Linked DNA regions of Homo sapiens: region 1 is linked to region 2. A link is a loop called in an ENCODE intact Hi-C map of the cell type or tissue named here. Cell type or tissue: PC-9. All regions are shown on one strand. Links, peaks and the distances in the headings refer to the core of each region. The heading gives the core; the rest is flanking DNA. Region 1 has its middle 64 kb from the start of EHF. Region 2 has its middle 16 kb from the start of LINC02707.

The links. Hi-C counts contacts between places; a loop is a spot of excess contacts. Peaks named below come from ENCODE experiments on the same cell type or tissue, not always from the same donor. Only the 100,000 strongest peaks of a DNase experiment are listed, where the experiment ranks them.
Region 1: a loop joins it to region 2, with 4 times the contacts of the local background. A loop is called at or near these places in 2 of 110 quality-filtered maps.

The regions. Positions count from the first base shown.
Region 1 is chr11:34,680,771-34,689,112 of GRCh38, reverse strand. It overlaps the pseudogene NDUFB8P3. Among named protein-coding and RNA genes, the nearest start is that of EHF, 64 kb to the right of the region's middle. RefSeq lists enhancers at 3,554-3,723, 3,194-4,393, 7,749-8,342. In PC-9, for the core only: no CTCF peak of the experiment used is centred there; DNase peaks (open chromatin) are centred at 3,642 and 7,742; H3K27ac peaks cover 5,412 bases.
Region 2 is chr11:34,582,652-34,590,993 of GRCh38, reverse strand. No RefSeq gene overlaps it. Among named protein-coding and RNA genes, the nearest start is that of LINC02707, 16 kb to the right of the region's middle. In PC-9, for the core only: CTCF peaks have their summits at 4,382 and 4,581 (motif pointing left); a DNase peak (open chromatin) is centred at 4,593; H3K27ac peaks cover 870 bases.

The sequences.
Region 1 (8,342 bases), core at 196-8,195, 98 kb before region 2:
ATGACAAACCCACAGCCAATATCATACTGAATGGGCAAAAACTGGAAGCATTCCCTTTGAAAACTGGCACAAGACAGGGATGCCCTCTCTCACCACTCCTATTCAACATAGTGTTGGAAGTTCTGGCCAGGGCAATTAGGCAGGAGAAGGAAATAAAGGGTATTCGATTAGGAAAAGAGGAAGTCAAATTGTCCCTGTTTGCAGATGACATGATTGTATATCTAGAAAACCCCACTGTCTCAGCCCAAAATCTCCTTCAGCTGATAAGCAACTTCAGCAAAGTCTCAGAAAACAAAATCAATGGACAAAAATCACAAGCATTCTTATACACCAGCAACAGAGAAACAGAGAGCCAAATCATGAGTGAACTCCCATTCACAACTGCTTCAAAGAGAATAAAATACCTAGGAATCCAATTTACAAGGGATGTGAAGGACCTCTTCAAGGAGAACTACAAACCACTGCTCAAGGAAATAAAAGAGGATACAAACAAATGGAAGAACATTCCATGCTCATGGGTAGGAAGAATCAATATCGTGAAAATGGCCATACTGCCCAAGGTAATTTACAGATTCAATGCCATCCCCATCAAGTTACCAATGCCTTTCTTCACAGAATTGGAAAAAACTACTTTAAAGTTCATATGGAACCAAAAAAGAGCCCGCATCGCCAAGTCAATCCTAAGCCAAAAGAACAAAGCTGGAGGCATCACGCTACCTGACTTCAAACTATACTACAAGGCTACAGTAAACAAAACAGCATGGTACTGGTACCAAAACAGAGATATAGACCAATGGAACAGAACAGAGCCCTCAGAAATAATGCCGCATATCTACAACTATCTGATCTTTGACAAACCTGAGAAAAGCAAGCAATGGGGAAAGGATTCCCTATTTAATAAATGGTGCTGGGAAAACTGGCTAGCCATATGTAGAAAGCTGAAACTGGATCCCTTCCTTACACCTTATACAAAAATCAATTCAAGATGGATTAAAGACTTAAACGTTAGACCTAAAACCATAAAAACTCTAGAAGAAAACCTAGGCATTGCCATTCAGGACATAGGCATGGGCAAGGACTTCATGTCTGAAACACCAAAAGCAATGGCAACAAAAGACAAAATTGACAAATGGGATCTAGTTAAACTAAAGAGCTTCTGCACAGCAAAACAAACTACCATCAGAGTGAACAGGCAACCTACAAAATGGGAGAAAATTTTCGCAACCTACTCATCTGACAAAGGGCTAATATCCAGAATCTACAATGAACTCAAACAAATTTACAAGAAAAAAACAAACAACCCCATCAAAAAGTGGGCAAAGGACATGAACAGACACTTCTCAAAAGAAGACATTTATGCAGCCAAAAAACACATGAAAAAATGCTCATCATCACTGGCCATCAGAGAAACGCAAATCAAAACCACAATGAGATACCATCTCACACCAGTTAGAATGGCAATCATTAAAAAGTCAGGAAACAACAGGTGCTGGAGAGGATGTGGAGAAATAGGAACACTTTTACACTGTTGGTGGGACTGTAAACTAGTTCAACCATTGTGGAAGTCAGTGTGGCGATTCCTCAGGGATCTAGAACTAGAAATACCATTTGACCCAGCCATCCCATTACTGGGTATATACCCAAAGGACTATAAATCATGCTGCTGTAAAGACACATGGACACATATGTTTATTGTGGCATTATTCACAATAGCAAAGACTTGGAACCAACCCAAATGTCCAACAATGATAGACTGGATTAAGAAAATGTGGCACATATACACCATGGAATACTATGCAGCCATAAAAAATGATGAGTTCATGTCCTTTGTAGGGACATGGATGAAATTGGAAAACATCATTCTCAGTAAACTATCGCCAAGAACAAAAAATCAAACACCGCATATTCTCACTCATAGGTGGGAATTGAACAATGAGATCACATGGACACAGGAAGGGGAATATCACACTCTGGGGACTGTTGTGGGGTGGGGGGAGGGGGGAGGGATAGCATTGGGAGATATACCTAATGCTAGATGACGAGTTAGTGGGTGCAGTGCACCAGCATGGCACATGTATACATATGTAACTAACCTGCACAATGTGCACATGTACCCTAAAACTTAAAGTATAATTAAAAAAAAAAAAAGACTACAGATTGGGGCAGTGTACACCGCTCGGATGATGGGCGCATCAAAATCTCACAAATCACCACTAAAGAGCTTACTCATGTAACTAAACACCACCTGTTCACCAATAACCTATGGAAATAAAAAATTTAAATAAATACATTAAACTTCCAAACACCCCATCTCCAAATACGATCACATTAAGGGTTAAAGCTTCAACATACGAAACTGGGTAGGGAACTGGGTAGGGAGTGGGGCACAGAATTCAGTTTATAGCATCCCCCAGGTCAGAAATAAATAAATAAATATAAACAGGCAATTCACAGGAAAGAAAACCTGAGAAGACAATAAATATATGAAAATGTGCTCAAACTCATTAATATCTGCAGAATGCAAATTATAACACTAATGAGAAAACATTTCACATCCATCAAATTTATGAAAATTCAAAAGTTTGGCAATGCCAAGTGTTGGTAAGGATATGCTGGTAGGAGGGTAAATTAATACTATTACTTTGAAAAACAATTTGGCATTATCTAGGAACTCTGAAGATGCTCATACTCTCTCCAAAATAGTGTTTTAGAGAAACTCTAACTCTTGTGCATGAGGAAACATGTGTAATAATGTCCATTGCAGCTGTTTTCCTGGGAGCAAACATTTGGAAATGATTTAAATATCTATCAATAGAAATGAATAAATTTCAATATATTTTCTGGAATGGAATATGTTTAATGGAACACTTAAAATAAATGTGGAAAACTTCAAATTGAGAGAACAACAAATACTAATATTGATAAAACACACACTGCAGAATGATACAGACATAGGACCATTCAGATAAAATCTTAAAATGTGCAAAATTTTGCTATTTACAGTTTAGGGATGCATACATAGATAGTAAAAGTATAAAATAAGCATGAGTACTCAGAAGAGAAGCAGAAGAATAGGACCGGCGCAATGGTACCCTGTGGTCTCCAATTGTATCTTTCATTGTAACTCTGTTTCCCAAAAAGAAAGAAAAACTCTATATATTTTCTATGTTTGAAATATTTCACAATTATTTTAAAATCTAAAAGGAAAACTAAAATTAAAGTTTTAACAGATTTCTTTTCCTTTTTCATCGTTGTGGTTGTTCAGAAAGGCCAATTCATTTTTTTCTGAATATAAAATAATTAGGCTTTCTTTTTATCTGAATATTGTGTGACTGTGTGTGTGTGTGTGTGTGTGTGTGTGTGTGTGGTGTAGCACTTAATTCTTTAGTAATAACAATGAAAGTTAGCGTAATTGGAAAATTTGTTTCTCCATCAATCATTTAGAATGTTTGGTGGAAAAGTGATTTTTCTGGACTATGCAGATAACTATCTCATCAAGGCCTTGACATGTGTGGACATGACCTCACCCATGGTGGTTTCCAGGATTTGGATGGGAACCAGTTTCCGCCTATTTCACCACCTCAGGAGAAATGCGAGGTATTCTTCCCGGGGGCACCCAGTCAGCGCTGCATCTACCCGAGAGTCCCTGCCCAGCCATGCAATCATTTCTGAAACTAATGAGATCAGCAGCTTTTCACGAAACCATGAGTCATACCTATTGGTGAGGCTTTCCAGGCTTGAGGAGTGCCTTGAAGTGCCGGCTTCACCAGATGTTCTGGCATCACCAATCCTTCCCCTAATTCTGAGTGCCACATCTGACCCACTGCCAACGGTCACAAGGTCGCCAGCGGCCAAAAATCACCTTGGGCTTCAGGTAAGGACCTGTAAAATCAAGGCAATACCAACTAAAATTCCAGCTGGATTGTTTTCAAGGAACTTGATCATCTAAAATTTATATTGGTTCACAAATTACCAAGACAACATTAACTTTAAGACATATTAGAGACTGATAATGAAAACAGTGTGGTAATGTTTCAAAAACAAATTAGCCAACAGAAGAGAAAAAATTAGTGTCGGACAAATAGATAATAGATTACGCATTCATTGAGAGACACTTTGTTTAATAAATATTGAGAAACTAGAAAACTGAAATTAATGAAATCCTCATTGAACTCCTTAAACAAGGATAGATTCTAGATTAATTAAAGGCCTAAATGTGAGCTATAAAACTAAAATAATTAGAAGAAAATGTAGAATATTTTTGTGACCTAGGGGCTTGTGGCAGGGAAAGAGAGAGCATCAATAAAACTTCCAGAGCACAAACCCAATGGCAATGAAAAAAAACCCTTGAAAGATTTGACTATAACAAAACTGTGGATTTTTGTTCATTGAAGGACATCATGAAAAAAAAATAGGGGAATGACAGTATTTAAAAGGAAAGTGAGAGAGCACCTCAGAAGATATTTGTAATCTCTAAAACCAATATCTAAAATATTCAAACAAATTCAATAAATTTCCCCAAATACAATAGCCCCAATAAGAAAATAGAGGGTATGAAAAGACAATTTGAAGAAGAGGAAACACAGAAGATTACTTAGTATATTAAAGTCATTCAAAATTACTAGTAGTCAGAGGAAAGCTGTTTTTAAATGTAATGTTTTCAATTGATAAATAAAAAGTATATATATGTATGGTGTACAAAATGATGTTTTGAAATATGTATAGATTTGTGGAATGGCTAAACTCAGCTAGTTACCATATATTAGCTCCACATACCATTTTTTGTGGTAAGAACACTTAAAATCCACTCTCTTAGCAATTTTCAAGTACACAATACATTGTTATTAACTATAGTCACCGTGTTTAGAGAAAAGTAATTTAAAACAAGGAGATATCACTTTCTACCTTCTGAACCAACAACAATCCCAAGCTGGACAGTGGAAGTGTTGATGAGGATGAGATGCCACAAGAAAGTTCATTACTGTGGGTGGGAGTTAGGACCCAAAGATTCCAGGTGTACATCCCAACGAATTCTTTACCCAACCCCACAGGAGACCATGTACAACAAACACATTAAACAGAATGGTCACCCATGGTAAGAGGCATGGAAACTGGAGTGAGTAGGAAAATAAAAGACAGTACATAAACATGTAAAATTTAAAAAGAAATGCTTCAGGGCCTAATAATAATTATGTTTCATAAATTGTGGAGTGTGATCACCTCTGCAGCTGAGAATATTCTTGCCCTGTAAGTGCTCATTATCTCATGGAGAAAAATATACTACACATGTCAAATAAATTTTATATATATATATTATATATATATATATATCTCATATATATAAGGAATTATGGTGTCTGGTAAAGAGATGTCCAATATACAGATGTTTGTAGTAAGCCAGGCAAACTGTGATAAAAAAGCCATAACACAGAGTGTATTACAACATAATGTAGAGTGACCAACATCTACTTTTGCAAAGACTGAACTCATTATAATTCTTCCTCTGGGGGTATGTTAATGGCACAGTTTACACAATGGAAAAATCTAGGCATAAATTGTCTGAGACAATGCATCCTAGATGCATCTGTACAGATTTATGGAAATGCATTAAGAGTACCTAGTTTTTTGCAATTTTCATCAGCAAATTGAACCACACATTGATAATGAGAGATAGCACTTTGAACACATCGCCTATTGTCTGTAATATCAATAAAACATTTGTTATATATATTTTTCTATGTTTCTAGCCTTTATGAACACCCTGTAGAAGAGCACAGTACCCAGAGAAAATAAATAATTCCTATGTTCTTTTTCCCTCCATCTCTAGAGTTTCTCACCCACCATGTTTTAATGCTTGCTCCTACCTTATTTATATAGTGAATATATTGAAATAAAAGAAATGCCACGAATAGGAGAACAATCAAGCCCATCATTTTTCCCACTTGAAAGAAAATTATATGGTCATTAAAAATAACATTAAAGTAGAAGAAGACTGAGAGCACTAAGGAGGAGATGAGGCATCTTGGCCAGGAATACAGACAGATTTAAGAGCAGAGCTCAGGTTTTCCCTGGTGAGTCATTTGGTTGGTATCCTCAATGCTTTATCCCAACTGCATACCTCTACCAATCCTTTGGGAATTCCAAATGGCCATTGACAATAGCAGGTCACGCATGGAGAAAAAAAAGAAAATAAAATATGTTTTCAAAACTGATTGGGTAAAGGCATAGAGATTTGTAGAGGTATAAAAAGTAATCCTAGATTAATACAACTAAGTTTCATTTATGCTAAGGTGCCATTAATTGTAAGATCCTCCATATTTCATGTATCATTAAGTAAGAAAAAACACTTTCAATTAAACTATCACATAATATCATCCTTGAAAAAATAGTAATACATGTTTAGCAGCCTGGCAAGCCTGGATTTACATCCCAACTGTTCCACTTTTAGCTGTGTGGCTGTGAACAAATGAACTAACTTTTCTAAGCCTCAGTGTTAGCCTTTGTAATATAAAAACAGTAATAGTACCTACTAATTTATGTGGAGATTAAATGGGATAGTGGATCTCATATAGTGTTTAGCATGGTGTCTAGCACATACTGATTATCAATACTTAAAATATATTAGCTATTTTAATATTAAAGTTTATAGTAATATGCAAAGTGCTTAGGGTATAATGATAATGAAAAGACAGGATACAAAATTATGCTGTAATTTAATCTCAACTACGTTTTAAAAAAGTAATGCATAGAACAAGGGCTGGAAAGAAATATACAAAATTGTTAGCACATATGTTAAGACATAAAATATATACTTGAGAGGTAAAACTATCGATATTTTTCTATTTTATATTTATTTTTTTCTCGTTTCCTAACTTCTCTATAATATTAATTTTAATGAGAAATATGTATTTTTATGACTTACTCCTAGATCCTTCTTTTATACCCAAATACCACTATTGAATGAGTAAACTAATGCACCCCACTGTAAGGTAAATAAATGTGCCTGTAAAACATCCATCCTACCACTTCTCATTCCAGCCCAAGGACAGATCTCTCTCACAGAGTCCTACCTGAGAGTCCCTCTCAACACATTAGTTTAGCTCTTTCCTTCTTTTGAAATAGTATGATGGGTGAAGCCTATCCCTGATCACATCAGTTATTTTTTCCCAGGATATTTACATGTTAATAATGATCAAAACTTTAAGCAAAAGACAAAAAACTCAAGGTAGAATTCTAAGTGGCCCATATTTGGGAAAGGAGATTTAGAAGGAGAGGTTTTTCAATCCCAACAACTTCATTTTCCTTTACCAAAAGATTGTAAGATTAATGACAGGGTACCATGTCTTAAGCTTATGGTGAAAGTCCAGATTTTCCTAAATAGTCAATAATGTTAAATACTCTACCGCTTGTGCTGGTCAGGAAACATGTTCCAACCTTGGTTTTGCCTCCAGGCTCCCTGAACTCATCTCTTTTTATATTCCAGGCACCTGGCTCTCAACACACTCTAAATCAATTGATTGTCAAATGATTGATTGCTCCTAGCCCAAAAGAGACTTCTTTCTTTCCAAGCAAAGCCATGATTCCCCTTGCTCTCAGACCTCATTCCTCACCTCCTTAATCTACCTTAACAGAATGGCACAGTGCAGGTGGCTGACAAGTGAACTAATTTTCTCAGGCATGTCCTAAGAACCAGTTTCCAGGGAGACAGAATGCGTGGTCAGTACCATGCCATGCCCATGCTTTGGAAAGCCACTGGAAATGACTGGTAGGTGAGTCATGTAGCTTTGTCACTGTGTTTGTTTACAGGGACCAAAGCTATATTTGTGTTTAAGCATGAAAATTAAAGAATCCATCTCAGGAAATAACCAGAGGCTCATATTACTGCAAAGTACCTGCAAAATGTGCTGTGTTGGCTGCAGGTGGAGGTATTCGGGCCTTTGAAACTCCACTAGAAGATAGCAGGCATCTGTTCCCCCATAATGGGTAGTTTACAAAGGGATGTTTACCTATGAAAAGGCCGAAGCAAAGAGGAGATTGTGTCCTTCCACATACTCAGAAGGAGGGATGGGAGGCGGCTCTAGGACAGCCTTTCAAATTGTTGGTTGATGTGGTGGAGAACATGTTTCAGAAAACTTGCATTCAAGTTCCGCTTCTGTCACTTAATGGCCATGAGATCTTGGGTGAGCCTCAACCTGCCTGAGCCTAAGTTTTCATCATTTATAAAACAGGGACAATAATTATAGCATGTTGAGATGAATAATTGAGACAACTTACATTGAGCTCCTGATATGTAGTAGATGCTCACTAAATGTTTCATTCCTTATTCATTTTCTTTCCGTTTT
Region 2 (8,342 bases), core at 191-8,190:
ATAAAGTCAATACAGAAACATGAATTAAATTTCTATATACTAAACACATATATTTGTAAAATGAAAAATATATAGCAATAACATTTACACTAGCATCTTAAAAATATCCAAAACCTAGGGGGAAATCTATCAAAAGATGTGCAAGAACTTTGCGCAAAACATTACAAAACACTCGAGAGAAATTAAAGAAGACCTGGAGTAAAAGAGAGAAATTCTATGTTAGTGGCTTGGAGCACTCCCTAATTTAAATGTCAGCTCTCTCTAAATGAAGCTATGGATTCAATAAAAGTCTCAGCAGGATTTTTAAAGAACTTAACTAGCATTTTCTAAAGTTTATATGGGATTGCCAAGGTTCCAAACTAGCCAAGACCTTCTTGAAGAAGAAATGGGGTAAGAGGACTTGCTCTACCAGGTATAGAGTCTGCTTATCTTACTGCAGTAATTAAGACTGTCATTTTCATTCAAAGATAGTTAGATGGAAGTGCACGTCACTAGCATTTTCCTGTATCTGGGTATTCCCTCCTTCCAGGCAAATCGCAAACAGCACGTCACAACCTTTTGCAGGTGGGTGGAACTCTGACTGGTTCTGACAAATAGGCTGTAACAAGAAGGGAATGATGGGTGATGCTTTCATTCTGGGTCGATGAAAACCTCATGGACCATTTCCAGTCTCTCTCCCCTGGATGGAGAGTACTTCCAATGGTGCAGACACTTCACCTTGCAAAGGGCGGTTGGCCTGATGCATCTCCTGCATCAGAAGTGAACTGCCAATGGAAAACAAAAATGACTTTAGTGTATTCATCAGTGAGATGTTGGGGTTCTTTGTTACCTGAAACAAAGCACAGCCTGTCTGATCCTGTTCAACTTATAGACAGACCAATAGACTCCAAGAGTGCCCAGAAAGAGATCTACCCATGTATGAACAATTGATTTTTCAACAAAAAGTGAAACTGCAAAGTAGTGGAGAAAGGACAGCCTTGGTCCAACTGAATATTCATTTGAGAGAAAAAAGTAGAACTTGTCTCTACTGCATGCCATACACAGAAATCAATTCTAGGTGGGTTATTAACCTTATTTGAAGGGCAAAACTGTATAAAGCTTTAGAAGAAAATATGAGAGAATTCTTTATGACTCAGGAAATGATTTCCTAAATAAGAAACAAGAATCATTAACCATAAAGGAAAAAATAGTTCAATTGTATTCTATTAAATTTCACAAGAAAAAAAAGTTTTGTTATAAAAGGAAATAACAAAGTGAATACCTAAATTTTAATAATTGTTATCTCTGGGTGATTACAGGCTGAATTTATTTTTCTGATTTTGCTTATCTCTTTTTTCCAATTATTCTCTGACGAATATGGATCTCTTTTGTAATTTAAAAAAAAAGAAAAAGAAAAAACTAGAAAGTTGTTAGTTTTTGTTTATGTTTGTAATTAAGAAGAGGTGGTAATCCCAGCACTTTGGGAGGCCAAGGCGGACGGATCATGAGGTCAAGACCATCCTGGCTAACACGGTGAAACCCTGTCTCCACTAAAAATACAAAAAAAAATAGCTGGGAGTGGTGGCAGGTGCCTGTAGTCCCAGCTACTCGGGAGGCTGAAGCACGAGAATGATGTGAACCCAGGAAGCAGAGCTTGCAGTGAGCTGAGATCGCATCACTGCACTCCAGCCTGGGTGACAGAGCAAGACTCTATCTCAAAAAAAAAAAAAAAAAGAGGCGCTGCAAAGTGAAGATGTGGAATAAGAGTCTTCCAGACTTTACTCTTTCTTGGTTGCTAACCCAAAAGGAAAAAAATCCTAATGGTGGGATTTCAGGCAGTGAGGAAGGCGGATGTAGGTGGGATTTGTTGGTCATTGTGGCCTTTTTCCATTCAGGCACTAGAACACCATCCAGGCATTCTGCTATCCCTTGTTTAAAACCTTTCTGCTGCAGATTCACAATCTCTACTTCTAGAGGGAGATGCCCTTGAGAGGTCTTCTCCCCTCTCCCTTTTCCATTTATAGTCTTCTTTCTTAGATAGAAATACATTTTGACTCAAGTGTCTTTCATAGGGCTTAACAGACCTGGACATGTGGCACCAGTGGCCCTGCCCCACGTGGCTGTCCATCTGGTCTCCCAGTGACAGACACTGGAGCCCTCTCTCTTCCTTTGGTCACACCACGCCAGGACCTTTGTAGAATGTTTATTAGGCACACGTTTGACTCTGAGCAGCTTGAATATAAAGGACTCTTAAGATCTAAAGCGCAAGCAAAGAGACTTATTTTGGCTCTTGGTCTTTATAGTTATATTGGCTCTTATTTATTTCTTAAACATTTATTGGGCACAGGTAGTAAACTCATCATAGACCATGGCTCCTGAAGCCCTGATAATTTAATACCTGATTTCTGGAGTCTGGGGAAACATGGAAGGTGTCCTGTAGGATGAGGCAAATTAGCTGTCAATAGGCAGAAATGGCCAGCCATAGAGAAAAGTGGGCTTTAAATGGGTTTAGATATTCAAAAGTGCCTCATGATGGTCAGAAAGAAGTCTCTGGAGTAAGGATGGGCATTAGTAGCCCCTATACTCATCTCCACCATTAGTCTTTATTGAATACTTACTATGTGCCAGAGACTGCTGGCCAGGTACTTTACATACATCATCTCATTTAATACTCACAGCAATCTTGGAACATATATGATATTATCCCCTTTTGGAAGATGAGGAAATTGAGACTCAGAAAAGGTTAGGTAATTTGCCCAAGGTCACATGGTTAGAAGGGGGTGGTGTTGAGCCAGGAATCCAGTCTGTCAGACTGGAAATCCTTATCTCTTTTTCTGACAGTAACTACTGCTCTGGGCAATGACCGTCATTTGTCTACATCTTCACAAGATATTTCCATTTCCATTTCATGCACTTTTGAGGTAAAACAGGATCATTGATTTATGAAGACTGTTTTTATCTGACATCCATTTCTTCAGGACGACTTTCTGCACTGCAGACATTTGCCCCCTGTGATGATGGGGTCCTTGCTACAACATGCTGTCACAAGGTCTAAATGAGATCGTGCATATAAAACATGTCGCTCAGAGCATGACACAGAGGAGACTCTCAACACACTAGCTTCCATTAGGACTGTCGCTCCCTCGGTCCCAGCACTGCCTGTTCCTCTTTACCTTTGCAGGTAGTGGGGAAAATATACAAGGAGACCTAGATTCTGAGTGTTTCTTGGACACGGGTGCTGGCAGCTTTGTGCAGGAGTATCTCTCAACATCCCTGGAGTCAACATTCTGAATGTCCTGTGTGATGCTGATATCACCAACTCTGTAGACCCTGAGCCTGCTCACTATCACTGAGCCTTCACGTCAAAACAGGAAAATGATGAGAGGTGACTGGTGCTCCGGTAAGAAACTCCGATAAGTTTCTGCATCAGATCCTGTACATGAGAAAAACTGTCATGAAGAGGCAGCACAGCATAGAAGCTAGAAGATCAAATCTGGAATTACGCAAATCAGGGTGTGAATATTGGCTCTGCTCCTTCCAGCTCTGTGACCTGGGGCAAGTTACCTAACCTCTCTGAGTCTCTGTTGCAGCTGTAAAGCAGAAATAGTAATAACTATTTCACAGCTTTATTAGCAAAAGTGCATGATATAGTGATGTTAAGTGCTTAACACAGAGCCTGGTCCACAGGAAACACTAAACAAATGTTTGTTGTTATTATATCGTTGTTAAAAGCAAAAAAAAAAATAAAATAAAATAAAAACCTGCTATGAGACTTGTTTTGCAGATTAATAAGCAATTACTTTAAATGACTTTTCTCCCCAACTAGCTAAGTCTGCTGTTTGATAGGTTTGAACGAATCAGTCAGCTGTTGAAGTCTCACTGAGCGCATGCAGCATGCCCTGGTGTGTATAGATGCAGGGGCTTGGCAGGCCCGGAGGCCAACAGGCTTAACAAGGTGCGCTAGCTGAACACAGCAAGATGAGATGATTGAAAAGTCTACTTGAAATGTTTAAATACAAAGTAACTTGGCAAGGAGATAGAATCAGGACAGCTGACCTGCTCTAGGCCTCAATTTCCCCATCTGCACAAGAAAAGGGCTGGACTTTATGTCGCTTTCTTGCGTCTCTGACCTTTATGAGCGAAAGAGTCTGATTCTGCCAGGACCATTTTAGCTGCCCTATGAGTGCATCTGGCAATTCCTAGTTCTGCATGGTCTGGTAAAACTTGGCATCTGATGCCCCTCTATAAGTCAGAGTTTTGCAGGGCTCATGCAGGCCCACCAGCTAGGGCACATCTCCCCCACCCCCAAGCCTCCTGAGGACACGCCAATTCCAACATCTCCCACCTCCCACCATACGCAATCACAGGAGACATCATTCCAACTGGAGTTCCCAGTCCACGAAGAAAAGAGAGATCTTCTCTAAACAGGGTCCTGTCTGTTTCCAGCATAAACCACCTGAGATGTTCAGAAGGAGAGTTCTTTCTTTCCTCCACAGCTTCGGAAAATCATTCTTTTGCACGTTCAGAGGGGGAAAAGTTGGCAACAAAACTTGACTTTTTACCAGAATGAAAACTTTCTTTGGGGTTAAGGAAACATTGCCATCTGGTGGCATAATATAGAAATAACTGGACAGAGTGATGAGTTTCTAACCCACAAAAGATGAAGTCACACAATTCCAATCAGAAAGAACTAGAAGGGTCCTTAAAGCTTAGATCCAATGCTTTTACTTTACTGAGTAACGGAACTATTGTATAGAGATGGCTTGTGAATTTCAAGACTAGAACTCAGATCTTCTCAACTTTATGTAATTCAGCTGTCTCTCATCTCCACAACTCACTCCACACCCCAACATATACACACCTCATACTTAGGACTGAAATGCTTTAATAATTCAGGCTGGCAGGACCACGATCGTTTTCATCCTGCATGTGCCCTCGTGCTTTTTATCAACATCATGGGAGGCAGAAGAGGGAGATCAGAGGCACTTTCAACTAGCAACCAGCTACAGGGTTTACAAAGATAAGGAGGAGGCCTATCAGAAGCCAGAGGAAGAAAGAATGGATTGATTAGGGAACTGAAACTTCTGTTTCATGTTTCCAGCTCAGGAGGCAGTGGGGCTTGCATTAACTCTCTAAACCAGCAAGAGCTATTTGAGCTAACAGTAGGGGATGCCTTCTGTTTGGGGATTTTGGATCCTGAAGATAGTAAGTTCAGTGACTTGAGTATAAAAACCCTCATTATTTATGCAAAGTGTGAAAATCTATTATTGTGTAAATTGAGCCACGTAATTATAGGCATAGTCATTTCCACCTCTTATATTTGCATATTGCTTTGCAGTTCACTACATGCTTCAACATATTTAAAATTATTTAATCTTTATAAACACCCTATGGTGGGAATTATTACTCATTAGTAATGAGGAAATAGAGGTTTGGAAAAGTTAAGCAACTTTCCTGAAGTCACAGCACTATCAATGGCAGCACTAGGACTTGAAAGAAGGGAGGAAACTTAATATTTAATCTACTCTGGGGCAGGTGAGATACAAAGTGCTTCCAAGGAAGCTATCAGTGGCTTCTCCCCTTGGGGAGTAGCAAAAGATCAATCACTCATTCTTTGTTCTTCCAACTTGACCACTGTAGAGACACCCAGTCTTCCTGCAGCTACCCTATCCAATTGTTATTTGCTTGACTGTAGGACGTACCAAAAAGCCATATGACATTCATGTTAATTTAAATTTGACTTGGAGAAATTTTTCCAAATATTACAATATCCTCTGAGGCACAACAGGACTCAGCCAGCAGTCCACCAGCCTGGGTCCTTGAGGCTGTTCGAAGGGCTTTTCACCCAGTCACCACCTGAACTATTTCCAAATAGCCCTTTTGTAATGCTCTGACAAAGAGGATTCTCTGTGTCTCCTTTCCTGGGTCCTCACCTCTGAGCATCAGGGCCTAAAGCCCAGTCCTCAGACCACTACTCTTTTGGATCTAATCTTTCTATAAGGGGGGTCACCTGGTCTCATGCCTTTAAATGCCATGTGGACACAGATGATTCATATACTGATACCCAGAACCCCAGCCTCTCCCTCTGCACTCCCAACTCATATGTGCAGCTGTCTACTCAACATCTGCATGGCAATATCTAAGGCCCATATCCAAACTCCTGGTTTTCTCCAACCCCTAAGTCATCCTTTCACAACCTCTCCCATCATAGTAAGTGGAAATTCCATTCTTCCAGTTTCTCAGGTCAAAAACTTTGGCATCATCCGTGAGTCCCTCTTTTCCTCTCATGAGCCAATCCATCTGTAAATCCTGTCAGCTCTGCCTTCACAGAATTTTCTACTTCTCATCCTCCATCGCTACCTGGCCACCTTCACCTGGACAACTGCAATAGCCTCTGACCTGGTCTCCTTGTACAGCAACTAGAGTGTTTCAAGACGTAAGTCAGAACATAACACTCTCTTGCTCAAAACCTTCCAAGGGCTTGACATCTTGCCCCGGTTGCTCCATGATCTAGCCCATTCCCCTCTCTAACTTGATCTCCTACCATTCTTCCCCTGTTCCCCCCTCTTTACCATATTGCTGCTTTCTGTCTCACCCACTCAACATGTAAGAAACTAAAGAACAGGGGTTTCATTCCATTCCATGCTGTAACCCAGGGCCTAAACAAAGTCTGGAGCATGGATGAGGCTCAATACATCTTTCCTGAAACACAAACGCCTTTTCCTTCAGCCTGGGTTGTTCCTTGATATCATCGATCCAGAGCCTGATGTAACTGCCTCCTACTGCATTTTCACCGTGGACCTTCTTACACTGTGCCCCGTGGTGAGGGAGTCCTGTGAGCCCCAGGGTCTTCACACCACCTTTCACACTCCCGGCAAGGCTGTGATGGGCATGCCCTCCAGGCTTTTAGCCATCTCTTCAGGGTGCGGTTTCTCAATGACCATGTGATCTTCCCATTGGCAGTTCCAGATAAGTACAAACAGCCGAATGGTGCCAGACAGTAGAGCCAACCAGGAACTGAGAGAACACTGATTCTGCTGATGCACCAGGTGTGCTCAGATGCCAGCCAAGACCACACAATTCAGGGGCTGACAGTTCTAGATAAGCACAAACAACTGAATGATTTATTGATCCCTTTCCCCAAGTCCATATAACATCTGCTTCAGTTACAATTGAGAGGTTTAAATAAGGAATGAAAGTGGAGGGGAAATAAAGAGCTAAAACTAAAAAGATTGAAAAGGAAAAAGTTTTGAGGGGTAATGAGGAGCATCAGGGTACACGCTTGGGTTGGTTGTTTGTCACTGAAGAAGACAGTAACCTTTTGGGGGGAACTAGGAATTCCAAAGACGTTCCTCACACCTGCAATGTTGCCAGACATTCAAACCCTATAACCTTTGGGTCAACAAGACTCCTTTTTTTAAAATGCAAGTGTTTCCAGGCCATTAATCATTTACAGCTTATTACAAATTGTTGCTGGCCATTTGGTATCAACCCTATTGTAGAAATAAGAGTATTGATGGGAAGCAGATGAAAGGGAATGGTACTCTGTGGGACATATGTTTTAAAAGATTAGTTTGGCAAAAAGTGGGGTCCCTGCGTAGCCAGAGGGCCATGAAAAGAACAAAGGATACTTTGGGAAGCAGACAGGCTGAGAAGAAAAAAAAGGATTATCTCCTGGAGACAGGGAAATGGCTGAAAAAAGAAGACAGCTGGGCACCAAAGGAAAGCAATAGTGCCAACTCATGATAACTGATTGTTAAGTTCTCAGAGATTTTGCAAACCACTTGTTAAACCCAGCCATTATTCGAAATTAAAATATAAACTTAAAATTAAATAAATTGTATTTAGAAACAAAGGTAATAAACACTCAAAACTTACCAGTTCTTAATTATGACTACATTTTACTATTGTCTATGCTCTGGAAGTTATTTATAGCCACTGTAGCTATAGAGTGAGAATACTCTATAACGGTGTACTTTACACATCTCTTCCCAACTCTATGTTTTGCTGTGTCATGTTGGTAGATAGAAATTGGCCATGATGGGAGTATTTACACCATGGAAATTGGCAGACACTACAGATCAAGGCTTGATTTATTGTTTTGTTGACCACCCAGACCAAGGCTTGGTAAATCTTATTTTGCAAAAGGCCAGATATTAAATAATTTTGACTTTGCGTCCATTAAATCTCTGTCCAACCTACTCGACTCTGCTTCTGCTATTGTAATACAAAAGCAGCCATATACAATATATAAAACTAGTGGACATGGTTGTGTTCCAGAAAACTTTATGTACGAAAACAGGTCAGGGGACCAGATATGGCCCCTAGACCACAGTTTAATAATCCCCAGTCTAGACTTATAA